2 separate regions of the Homo sapiens genome follow, and region 2 is linked to region 1. Evidence: chromatin contacts called from ENCODE Hi-C or POLR2A ChIA-PET data. All regions are on one chromosome and are shown on one strand. The core of a region is the stretch at or near the end of the contact, and the rest is flanking DNA. Distances in the headings are between cores, read along the strand shown.

What was found. A loop is a pair of places that touch in the nucleus more often than their neighbours do. ChIA-PET counts read pairs that join two places held with the same protein, here RNA polymerase II (POLR2A). Pooled maps may share reads with other maps.
Region 2: a map of PC-9 shows a loop between it and region 1 (6-fold over the local background). The contact joins two enhancer-like sites. A Hi-C loop is called at or near these places in 4 of 168 maps with a recorded cell type or tissue (CD4-positive, alpha-beta T cell, CD4-positive, alpha-beta memory T cell, PC-9 and 1 more), 1 of 37 single-sample maps with no recorded cell type and 12 of 50 pooled maps. POLR2A ChIA-PET finds 5 or more read pairs at or near these places in 3 of 52 experiments (GM12878, activated T-cell and naive thymus-derived CD8-positive, alpha-beta T cell).

What each region holds. Positions count from the first base shown.
Region 1 is chr6:137,645,965-137,651,325 of GRCh38, forward strand. No RefSeq gene overlaps it. Among named protein-coding and RNA genes, the nearest start is that of LINC03004, 17 kb to the right of the region's middle. RefSeq lists silencers at 2,149-2,198, 2,219-2,308 and an enhancer at 4,762-4,931. Within about 2 kb of position 2,272, at least 3 of the 41 ENCODE cell types and tissues checked have a DNase peak (open chromatin) inside an H3K27ac peak, as active enhancers do.
Region 2 is chr6:137,971,673-137,977,436 of GRCh38, forward strand. No RefSeq gene overlaps it. Among named protein-coding and RNA genes, the nearest start is that of SIMALR, 29 kb to the left of the region's middle. RefSeq lists an enhancer at 3,863-3,972. Within about 2 kb of position 4,144, at least 5 of the 41 ENCODE cell types and tissues checked have a DNase peak (open chromatin) inside an H3K27ac peak, as active enhancers do.

The sequences.
Region 1 (5,361 bases), core at 1,022-3,521:
AGCGGCACTGTGCTGCAGCTGCTTAGTGTGGACTCGGGGTGTGTGGGACCCAGCGGGAGCGCCCTCTTTGGAGCAATGCCATCGCACGGATTCCAGGCAGTTCCCTATGTTAGTCTCGGGGTCTCTGTGGGTCCAGGGGCTCTTCCGTGGCTAGGACTGCGGGAGTCCTCAGTGGGAATGTGGACCACTGGGGGTCAGTCACTTACCCTTCCCCTACTCTGGGGAGCCTGCCTGGGTTTTCAGCCAATCCCAGCCAAGTAGGCTACTTTGCTTCCCTCTCGTTTCTTGGCCTAGGTGTTTCCTGTCACTTTTCTGTTGAATTTTAGTGTTCTCTCTGAGGCAATCTATCCGAAGTATGGCTATCTCCTTGCTGTTTTGGTTCTTCTTTGTAAAGCGGGGTGAGTACTGAATGCCTCTAGTCAGCTGTCTTGAAGCTCCCTACATTGATCTTTTTTTTGTGTTGGGAACATTATCATTCTCTTCTAGCTATTTGGAAATATTTAATAAATTATTGCTGACTATAATTTTCTTCCTGTACTATTGAATACTAGAACTTATTTCTTTTATCTAACTGTATTTTTATACCCCTTAACCAACCTCTCTTTATTCCCTCCTCCCCTTCCCAGCCTCTGGTCACCACGATTCTACTTTCTACCTCCAGGAAATCCACTCTTTTAGCTCCTCCTTATGAGTAAGAACATGCAGTATTTGTCTTTCTGTGCCTGGCTTATTTCCATTAACATAATGACTTCCAGTTCCAGCCATGTTGCTACAAATAACAGGGTTTCTTTTTCTTATGTCTGAATAATATTCCATTGTGTGTGTGTGTGTGTGTGTGTGTGTGTGTGTCACACACAACATTTTCTTTATCTATTTATCCATTGATGGACATTTGGGTTGGTTCCATTCTTGGCTATTACAAATAATGCTTCAATAAACATGTGAGTGCAGATATTTCTTTAATGTACTTATATCCTTTCTTTCAGATATATACCCAGAAATAGGATTGCTAGATCATAGGGTAGTCCTATTTTTAGTTTTTTGAGGGACTTCCGTACTATTTTCCACAATGACTCTACTAATTTACATTCTCACAAACAGTGTACAAGCATTCCCCTTTCTCTGCATCTTCACCAGCATCTGTTGTTTTTGTCTTTTTGATAATAGCCATTCTAACAGGGGAAAGATGACTTTTCATCGTGGTTTGATTTGCATTTTCGTGATGATTAGTGATGTTGAGCATTTTTCAAAGACCCATTGCTCATGTCATGTGTATGTCTTCTTTCGGGAAACATCTATTCAGATCTTTTTGACCATTTTTAAATTGCATTATTGTTTTATTGCAATTGAGTTGTTTGAGTTGTAGTGTGTAGTGGTGATGAGTGAGGTCTTTGCAGTCCTGGACTTGGGGCCCGTTAGTCCAGAGGTCTGCCCCTAATTTGGCCACTTAGTTATTTCAGGTCTGGACAAGGAACGAAACCTGCTCCCATTTCCTCACTTGCAAAGTGAGAATAATATTAACGTTTACCTCACAAGGGGCAGTTGTGAGGATCAGATGAGATAATCCCTGCAAAATATATGATATGGTACCTAGGATGTAGCGCTATACCCAGCACATAACAAGTACTTAAAACTGTGGGCTATCATGTCTGAAGTGAAGCAGGAAAATTTGTAAAATCCCTTTTACAACCTCCAGAAAGAATATAAGAAGGAAAAAGAAAGACATTAGGAAGTGGGAAGAAGAGGGAGAGAAAAATGAGGAAGAAAAAATGATGGAATATTGTGTCACATTCCTTAAAAGATTCTGGCAGCAGAAATTTTTCAGGACACACACATTAAAGGAAAATACATCCCATTGAAACCACCCATTCACAGGGCTGAAAAAGAGCAAGTAGAAACCCTTCAAGTTTGACCTTTGAGCCACTGGAGAGAAACTGAGAAGGCTCTGCAGTCTGTATGTGTGCTGTGCTGCGACACGGACAGGACATGCCATCCTTCAAAAGGCAGTAAGGGCAGGACAGTGGGAGGTAAGAGTGAAGACTCCCACCTACTAACTGTGCAACCCAGGGCAGTGCCCTTAACCTTTGTGTGATCCAGTCTCATCCTATGTAAGATGGGATAGTAGCATCACTTTTTTTCCATAAGGTTACTGTGGTGGTCACATGATTTAATACATGCAGAAGGCTTAGAATGTTCCTGACACATAGTAAGTGCTCTACCATCGTGTTACTGTTGTTAAAGTTATTGGCGTGAGTAAAGGGTGACTGTGAGACCTGAAGTGAGTCACAGAGCTGTAGAGAGAGAACTGGAACGATTTGAAAGTCAAAGTATGTCTTTCTCTTTCTAAAAGTGTTTCTCTCTCTACACATGGATACCTGTCTTTCTATCTATAGAAGTGAGCATATATCTCTATCTATCCATCTATGTTGATGTATCTGTTTGTCTGTCTCTCTGTCTACTGAGAGATGTTACTTCTTTAGTGGTAACGTTGCCACCTAAGGACAAACAGGGGAGCACCTACAGGAAGGAGGAAGAAGAGGAGGAGGTAGAGGGGAATAAGAAATTGGATTTATTTTTCTTGCTGCAGTAAGGGAAAATACATGCCAAAGGACCAACGGAGTATCTCTGCAAGAGGGAGTTTGGGAATTCTGAGGAGGGATCCTGGAAGAGGGGGCTCCTCAGAGGTGGTCCAGAAGGTGGTCATTTCAGCTGTCTCCGTGATCTTAGTTCAGCAGTCAGGAGGAACAAAGTGGAGAATCATTGGTTAGAAAGTGGCCAGCACCTGGAAGATAACAGTGATGGTTTTTGCAGCTGTGGTATGGCCTCTGAGAAACACTGTGTACTTGGGTCTTTTCCATGTCCCATTGGAAGTGCTGCTTATGTTCTGTTAGAAACATCACGGAAAGACTGCTGATGGGGCTATTTACTTTCTCATTAAGGGAATTGTGTGTGTGTGTGTGTGTGTGTGTGTGTGTGTGTGTGTGTGTGATTCCACCTAAAAATAGGGGCCACATAAAGTTTTTACACCTGCTAAGCTAAACAATTCATATACTTTAGCTGCCAGGCAATTCTCTCAGCAAGATAAGATTGTTTTCGTTCCACAGATATAAAGTGCAAAGTTCAAGAACACACAGCTAATAAGCAGTTTGCCCTGATTCTAAACCAGAAAGGCCACATTCTCCCCTCTTCACTCTAGTTTGGCCTCTGCCAAGGTGTCTCCTTGGCCCAAGCTCAGTCACCTTTTTTTTTTTTTTTTTTTTTTTTTTTTTTTTTTTTTTTTTTATTGAGACAGGGTCTTACTCTGTCATCCAGGCTGAAGTGCAGTGGTGTGATCTAGGCTTATTGCAACCTTTGCCTCCCAGGCTCAAGCGATCCTCCCATCCCAGCCTCCCAAGCAGCTGAGACTGCCTCTGAGTGCCACCATGCCTGGCAAATTTTTGTATTTTTTGTAGAAATGGGGTTTTGCCATGTTGCCCAGGCTGGTCTTGAATTCCTAGGCTCAAGCAATCCAACCCACCTCGGCCTTCAGTCAATTTCATAGGGCTCCTTTGTGGTTATTAAACTATTCTAATAACTGCTCTCACTCTTGTGCTCTCTCTCTCTGTTCTCCCACCTTTCACATGTTTTAATAATGTGTACTCACTGGGACTGTACTCTAATATTTTTTAAAACTTGAAAAAAATTGCCATTTAAAAGTTATAAACCATTTCTGCCTGAGTTGAATTTACTTCCAGGGCAGACTCTCCCTTACCCCTTTTCATTTCCCCAAGATAGCCTCACAGCATAGATAAGTAAAAGTTCACCCACTGGGTATGAGTATGGGAACTGAAATGATCGCTAACCTGAACACAGGTGCCTTTGGGAAGTTACACTTCCTTACTGATGTCTCTGAGATGCCTGCCTGCCAGCCTCGGTGTTAAGCATTTTACATGTATTATATATTACTATCCTCATAGGTAACCTGTGATGTTGGAATTATTATTAATCTAAATGTACAGATAAGAAAAGGGAGAAAACAGCAGTTGACTGACTTGCTCAAGGTCACTCAGTAACAAAGAATGGAAGGAGGATTCAAACTCAGAGCCTCTTGATGCCTATCTATCTATCTATCTATACATATATATATATACACATATATATATGCACACAAACACATATACATAACTTAGTATATGTTATAATATATAGATATATATTATACCTATTATCTATCTCTCTACCTATGTGTGTTTACATATGCATATATACACGTGTATATATACACATATATAATTTAGTATATGTAATATATAGATTATATATTCTATCTATGTGTGTATACATAGGTATATATACATATATAACTTAGTACATATTCTAGTATAATATATAGATATATATTCTATCTACCTATCTAGGTGTGTATACATAAGTGTATATATACATGTGTATATATACACATATATAACAGTATATATAATTTATAGATTATATATTCTATCTATCTATCTATCTATCTATCTATCTATCTATCTATCTACCTGTCTATCTATCATCTCTGTCTCTCTCTCTCTATCCATCTATCTTTTAGCAGAATTTTGTCTCTGCAAAGTTCAGGATCAGCAATAGAGACCCTTAAGCTAACATGAAATATGTACAAGGCTGATGGCCACTTTACCCTGCAGGATGAGAGAGTGAAAAGGAGCTGGCCTTTTCAAAACGGCAGGAGAATAGCCTGAGGCTGGCTAATTTCGGCAATCAAGCTGGTGGCAGTTTATCTATAAACATGAGGCTATGAGGCCAGCATGCATGGGTTTTTTTTGTTGTTGTTGTTGTCAAAAAGATGCTTAAGGAAGAAAAGGGAGAAGGAGGAGGAGAAAGAAGTGAAAAAACAAACAATATTTACTAAAGCTGAACTTATGCATAGCCTATGACCTAGCAATTCTATTCCTAGGTGCTCACCCAACAGAAATAGGAACATGTGATCACCTAAAAAGAGGAGTATTTATTTATAGCAGTGCTATTTGTAATAGACCTGAACTGGAAGCTTCCCATTGACATTAATAGTGGAAGGAATAAAGTAATCAGAAATATTAATCAAATGGAATATGATCCAGCAATGAGAATAAACAATTTACTACTGTATGCAACAGATGGATAAATCTCACAATCATATTGTTGAAAAAAGAAGCAAGACACAAAAACATGTAAGCTGTCTGAGTCCATTTATACAAAGTTCAAAAGCAGATCAAACAAATCTGTGCTGGGAGAAGTCCAGGTGTGATACCCTACCTTGTTTTAACCTGATTGACTCTCTCTTATCTGAGAGAGCAGGACAGACTCCACTTTGGTTTCTTCGCTTGCAGCCCCTCGTTCCCCCTG
Region 2 (5,764 bases), core at 2,894-5,393, 330 kb after region 1:
CTTATAAGACATGTTAAAGAGAGATATAATGAATGAGATATAGGATTTGTAAACCACAAAATAATCAAGAGAGCTATCTCTATAAAGAAAGGGATAGAAGAACCAATGGTAAGGTATGGATCATACCACCTCCAGGCTGACAGCTGTGTCACCCCAAACTGCTTGCCCATGGATGATATGTATTGTGGTCCTTCCTCTGACGCCACATGTGTTCCGCCCAGCAGAATCAGAAAAAGCTCCCAGCTGCTCAACAGGCTAATAATATGAGCCACAGCTATTGACCAGGAGTGCTTGGTGCTGAGTCTCTCTAATAAAGCAAGTGTGCATTGGCCATAGGCACCTCTGTCTGCTGAGCTCCAAGTCTGGTCCTTATATCCTCACCATCGGGGGGAAGGCTAGGGGAGAGAAGGGAACACAGGAGGGGGACAAAAAGAAATAGGAAGAGTATATTAACAATGTGTAAGCCAGCATTCATATACTGTGGGTTCTACCTGCTTCTACCTCATTGCAAGTATTTCATATGTTAACTTACAGCATTTCTTTCCTCTTGCTTCTCATCATGTGTTTTAGGTTGATTTGATAATCTGCATGATTTGAACATCCTAATTTGGTCTGTGAGCCTCTGTTCCATGACAGAACAGCTTGCCTGGTACTTGGAGATTCCCATCTTGTTGAGGTAATTTCCCACGACAACCTCCTTCAAGTCTTTGCTTAAATGTCATCTTCTCAATGAGGCTGATGCTGAATGCCCTGCTTAAAAATGGCAGTTTTCCACTGTCAGCCCTCTTAGCCCACTGTGTTATTTTTCCTTTTTCAAATTATTTTCCAACATATATAATTTACTTGTGTATTACAGTCATTGCTTATTGTCTGCTGATGTTGATGTTGGAGCTGATGTTGATTTTCCCACCTTTGTAAACTGTGAACACCTCAGCACCATACTATTTCCTTCACTCAGGCCTGGTGTGTGACAACACCACAACAAATATTTCTGAGCACCCACAGTGTTCCAGGCACTGTTCTGGGAATGTGGGCTATCACCGAATAAAACTCCCAGAGCTTATCCTGAGATAAACTCTTCAGGTTTGTCTGTTTTATTCGATGATAGCCTACATTTCTTGAACAGTGCCTGGAACACAGTAGGCGCTCAAAAATATTTGTTGTGGTGGTGTCACACACCAGCCCTGAGTGAAGGAAATGACATAGTGATGAGGTGCTCACAGTTTATGAAGATGGGAAAATCAACATCAACTCCAACGCCAAGCAACAACAGTGATGAAAAGTTTACACTGCATAGCCCCAGGAAAGGTGGAACAAACCATGGGTAATTTCAGTACAAAAGACAGGAATAAAAGGAAACCCTAATAACCATCTTTGGACATATGGTAAAAATGTTTAATGTTTCTTGTCTCTCATTTCTAGCAGACTTATAAAAAATAGATTTTTAATTGGTGTTATCAGATTAATTTCTAATAAACATTATTTTCTAAACTGAAGATTGCAAATTCCACTGCTTAGAGGGGCTAAGCAAATAATTAAGAGAAGAAAGAAGAGGGTAAAAGAATAGGGCATGATGTGGATACTGGTGAACTGGAAAATCCAGACCCCGTTCATGAGAATAACTCCTCCTTGGCTTCAGCCAAGAGTCGAGACTCAGGAATGTAGGCCTGATGTTGCCACATCTTTTTGTTCAAGAATGTTCAGAAATCCAAATTCTTCCCCCCGCAAACTTTCCAATTTTTAAAACTTGAGCCAAACAAAATACATTATTTTGGCCTTCCAATTGATGACCGCTGGGTTGTATTCAAGGCCCCTGCCCTCTGTTGTCAGCTTCCTTTTTTAGCCTGCATCACTCTCCTTTCTCAACATAGGTCTTCCTCTCCTTGTAGCCATCTTTATCTGATTAGTCAGTTCAGGCTTCTATAACAAATGATTGCAGACTGGTGGCTTCAAAACAAACATTTATTTATTGCAGTTCTAGAGGGTGGGAAGTCCAAGATCAATATGCTGGAGGATCTGGTGTCAGGTGACGGCCTGCATCCTGGTTTGCAGATGGCGGTCTTCTCATTGTATCCTCATATGGCAAAGAGTTGGAGCAGGGGGTGGAGGATGGTGCTAGCTCTTCTTATAAGAACACTAATCCCATAATGAAGGCTCCAACCTCCTGACATAATTACTTCGCAAATGCTCCCTCTCCCAATACCATTACATTAGGGCTACGGTTTCAAATATAAATTTTGGGGGGAACAAACATGCAGTTAATAATAAAACCCTATTCCGGCAGCACCCTTGTGCGGCCAGTGTTCCATTGAAGATTGCCGCTTTATGCCACAGAACCCATCTCATCCCATCTCTCCAATCCTCGGTTCTTTAAATACATACAGATCAAGACCCATCATATCCTCATAATTTCTCAGACCACTCTTATCTACAGCAATGCATCTTAACAATTTTTATGGCTTTTGGATTAAATCATCTATTGCCTTATGACATTGGACAACTTTCCTATGTACGTGTATTGTTTCCCCAACTAGATTGTAAGATTTTCAAGGGTTAGTGGCCAGTACTAGAGCACATACAGTTGTTGGTGTTAGAAAGATTGGGTTTTAATCTGGTTTTGCTATCTATTAATGTAACATTGAGTTAGTGATTAAACTTCTCTCAGCCTCAGTTTTTTTCTCTATAAAATGCAAATAATATTTCTCCATAGAGATGTTGCAAACTTTAAATGAAATGAATAGAACATGGACATCTTGATGAATAAGAAAAGTACCTGGCAATTAACAACGTAATTGTTTTTATTTCTGTAAAAATTCTTACTGCTTTTCATCCCCTGTGATGCTTTGTGTAAGTTTTTGCCCAACAGAATATTTATAATAAGCATATGTTGTTTTCTGATTCATATAAGAGAACGTTGTCTTTGCTACAATAAGGGCATTTTATGCCTGGATTTAATGTTTGGAAATCTCCAACATAGATTTGAAGAGCACACATATCTCTGATGATTCAATAACAATTTTGCCCATAAACAGGACAGTAAGACAGAGAAAACTTTCAGAATTTCCTTCATTCTTGTAATTAGAGTTTATCTAAAACACTGGTTCTCAAATGGAGGAAGAGGGGAGTTTGCTCCCCAGAGGACATTCAGCAATGTCTGGACACATTTTTGGATGTCACAACTGAAGGACGTTACTAGCACTGAGCGGATAGAGAGAGGCCAGGGATTCTGCTAAATATCCTACCATAAGAAGAACAGCTCCCTGCCCCCTAAAAAAAGAATTATTTGGCCCAAGATGTCATTATCGCCAAGGCTGAAAAACCGATCACCATTCCTAAGATCTCTCCCATCCCAGAACTCCCTGCTAAGTCAAATTAATTAGACTGAGGAGAGAGCAAGTTGGTGACGGACCTGAAGAATAGCCCACGTAAGTGGTGGCTGGTCAGTGCAGAGTCAAGCCGCCAGCTCTGGAAGATCTCTTCCCAGCTTGCAGACTTCTGGAAGCGCTGAACTGGAGGCAGCCTTCTCGTTTCCATCACAGGAAGCCATTGCTGTCAATGTGTGTCTGAATACCGTTTATTCCCTTCTTGAGTAATTTCACTTATTTCCCTACACAATGTAAACATGGAAACCAACATTAATGACCTCTTTGAAGGATATTGAAAAAAATCAGTTTTGAATGCAAGCTGGGAATTATGCTAATGTAAGACTTACTTAAAGGGACTAGAAAACTTTGTAAATGTAAATTCATTCTCATAGTTTCCCAAAGAGACAACTGCTTTCATAAGAAGGTCAAATGTCTGTCTTGCACTCACACATCGAGGCTGTGAATAAATGTGGTTATAGCACTGGTTTCCTCCCTCGGAAACTTCCTACATCAGCAGCTTGGTTCTTTTCTTTAGTTAAATATGATCTAGTTGGAGGTGAAGTGTTTTTCTTTTTGCTTTTACTTTCTTTTTAAATTGCTTTCCCTCCCTCAATTTCTCCAGCCCTTTTTTCATCTTTTACTTCATTGCTTTCTCTCATACTTTATTCCTTCCTTTCTTTACAGTTGTAGGAACAAGAAGAAAAATTCTCAGTTATGTTTGCTTTCCAGGCCTCTATTCATTAATACCTGGGCTTTAAAAGGTTTTTTTTCTCTTCTCTTTTATAACATCATGCTGCCATCCTGTGGCAAATTTAAATATTCAGCTAGTCAAAGAAATGCAGCGTTCAAAAATCACTTAAATACCTGAAAATACACAACCATGCAGTTGGAGCCTCAGTCGACCAAGAGTGGATGCCATCTAACATTGTGATTTAAATCCCAAGGCCCAAAGCTATATTTCTCTTTTCCCTGAAGGCTGTGATTTCTCCCAGGAAGGAGGCATACTTTATTTCCAAACTGAGTATAGAAAAATCCAAGTATAGAACAAATTTGGTACGTAGGCCTATGGCATGTTTGAGGTCCTGAGAAGGAACTTCTGTGGTTTTGAGTGTTTAGAGTGATTTTCTCTCAAGTCGCTGGTGCAGATTCAAGATCTGCTATATTAACATGAGGGAACTGCCCAGGTCAGTCGTGGCGTTGATGTCAACCTACATGAGTAGCCAAAAGTCAAATACTTTGGGAAAGACAGAACACAACACAAAAAAGTTAGGGTGATTATTTTTAAAGATCAAAATAGTATTTGCTCAATAAACAAAGCAAATGTCTATTCCATTCTTGTAGCGGGGGTGTGTATCCTCACAAAATGCACAGTTGATATTTAATAAAAGTTCTCAACCATCTGGATTCCTCAAATGATGCTAGACCTCAAACCCAGCAGGTCCAAGATGGAATTCATTCATCCACTTTCTCATTACCAGCCCCCACATATCACCACACTCACAAGTGTGCACTCACACTCACACACACACCCTATGTCAGGAAATGGCATTACCACCACCCAGCTCCTCAAAGCAAAACTCTAGGTGGCCTCCCTGAAACTACCCCCCACCCACCCCACAATCCAGCACTAAGTCCCTTTAACTTTGCCTCTTAATCTCCTCCTTCCTGTCCCCTTCATCCCAGCCTCATTGCTGTAACCCTAGTCCAAGTGACCAACATCTCTGGCCTAGTTTAGAAGCCTCCTTTCCCATCCTGCCTCCCTACACACACAGACACAAACATATGCACATACACACACACAGACATACACAACATAGTCTCCACACTGCAGCCAGAAGATCTCTTTAAAATACAGATCTGACCACGTTACTGTCTTTAAGTCCTTCAAGAGCCTCCCTTGTCCTCAGATTAAAGTCCAAAACCTCTACCCTGGCCCTGAATCCCTGTCTGCCTCCCCAGCCCCTTTTGCCCCATCTATATTTGGTTATTTAAAGCAATCTCTATTTTCCCTGTTACGAGAAGGTAGACGTTATGGACATTGTGTTTGCTACATAGTTAATGCATTGACTTAACCTACCTCTACACATAGCTTTGAGCAAACGTGAGAGAATAGAATATTAGCATGAGGAAGACAATTGGCTCACTGCCCCAGGTTCCAGGTAAGCACCAGACCCAGCCTGGGGCACTTGCTGAGGGTCCCTTAGCTGGTCTAATGGCAGACGTGGAATTAAAGTCCAGTTATTCCAACAACCAACTCTGAGCACTCTCTGTGGTATAAGGAGGGGTGGGACGGGTGTTTCCTTTGGCGCACATGTTGAAGTGAATAAGGGTTGGGGAATTGGGTGCAAGTCTGGTTCTCAGTGCTTTCATTAGCCTGAATCACCTGCTGTTTCCCTCTG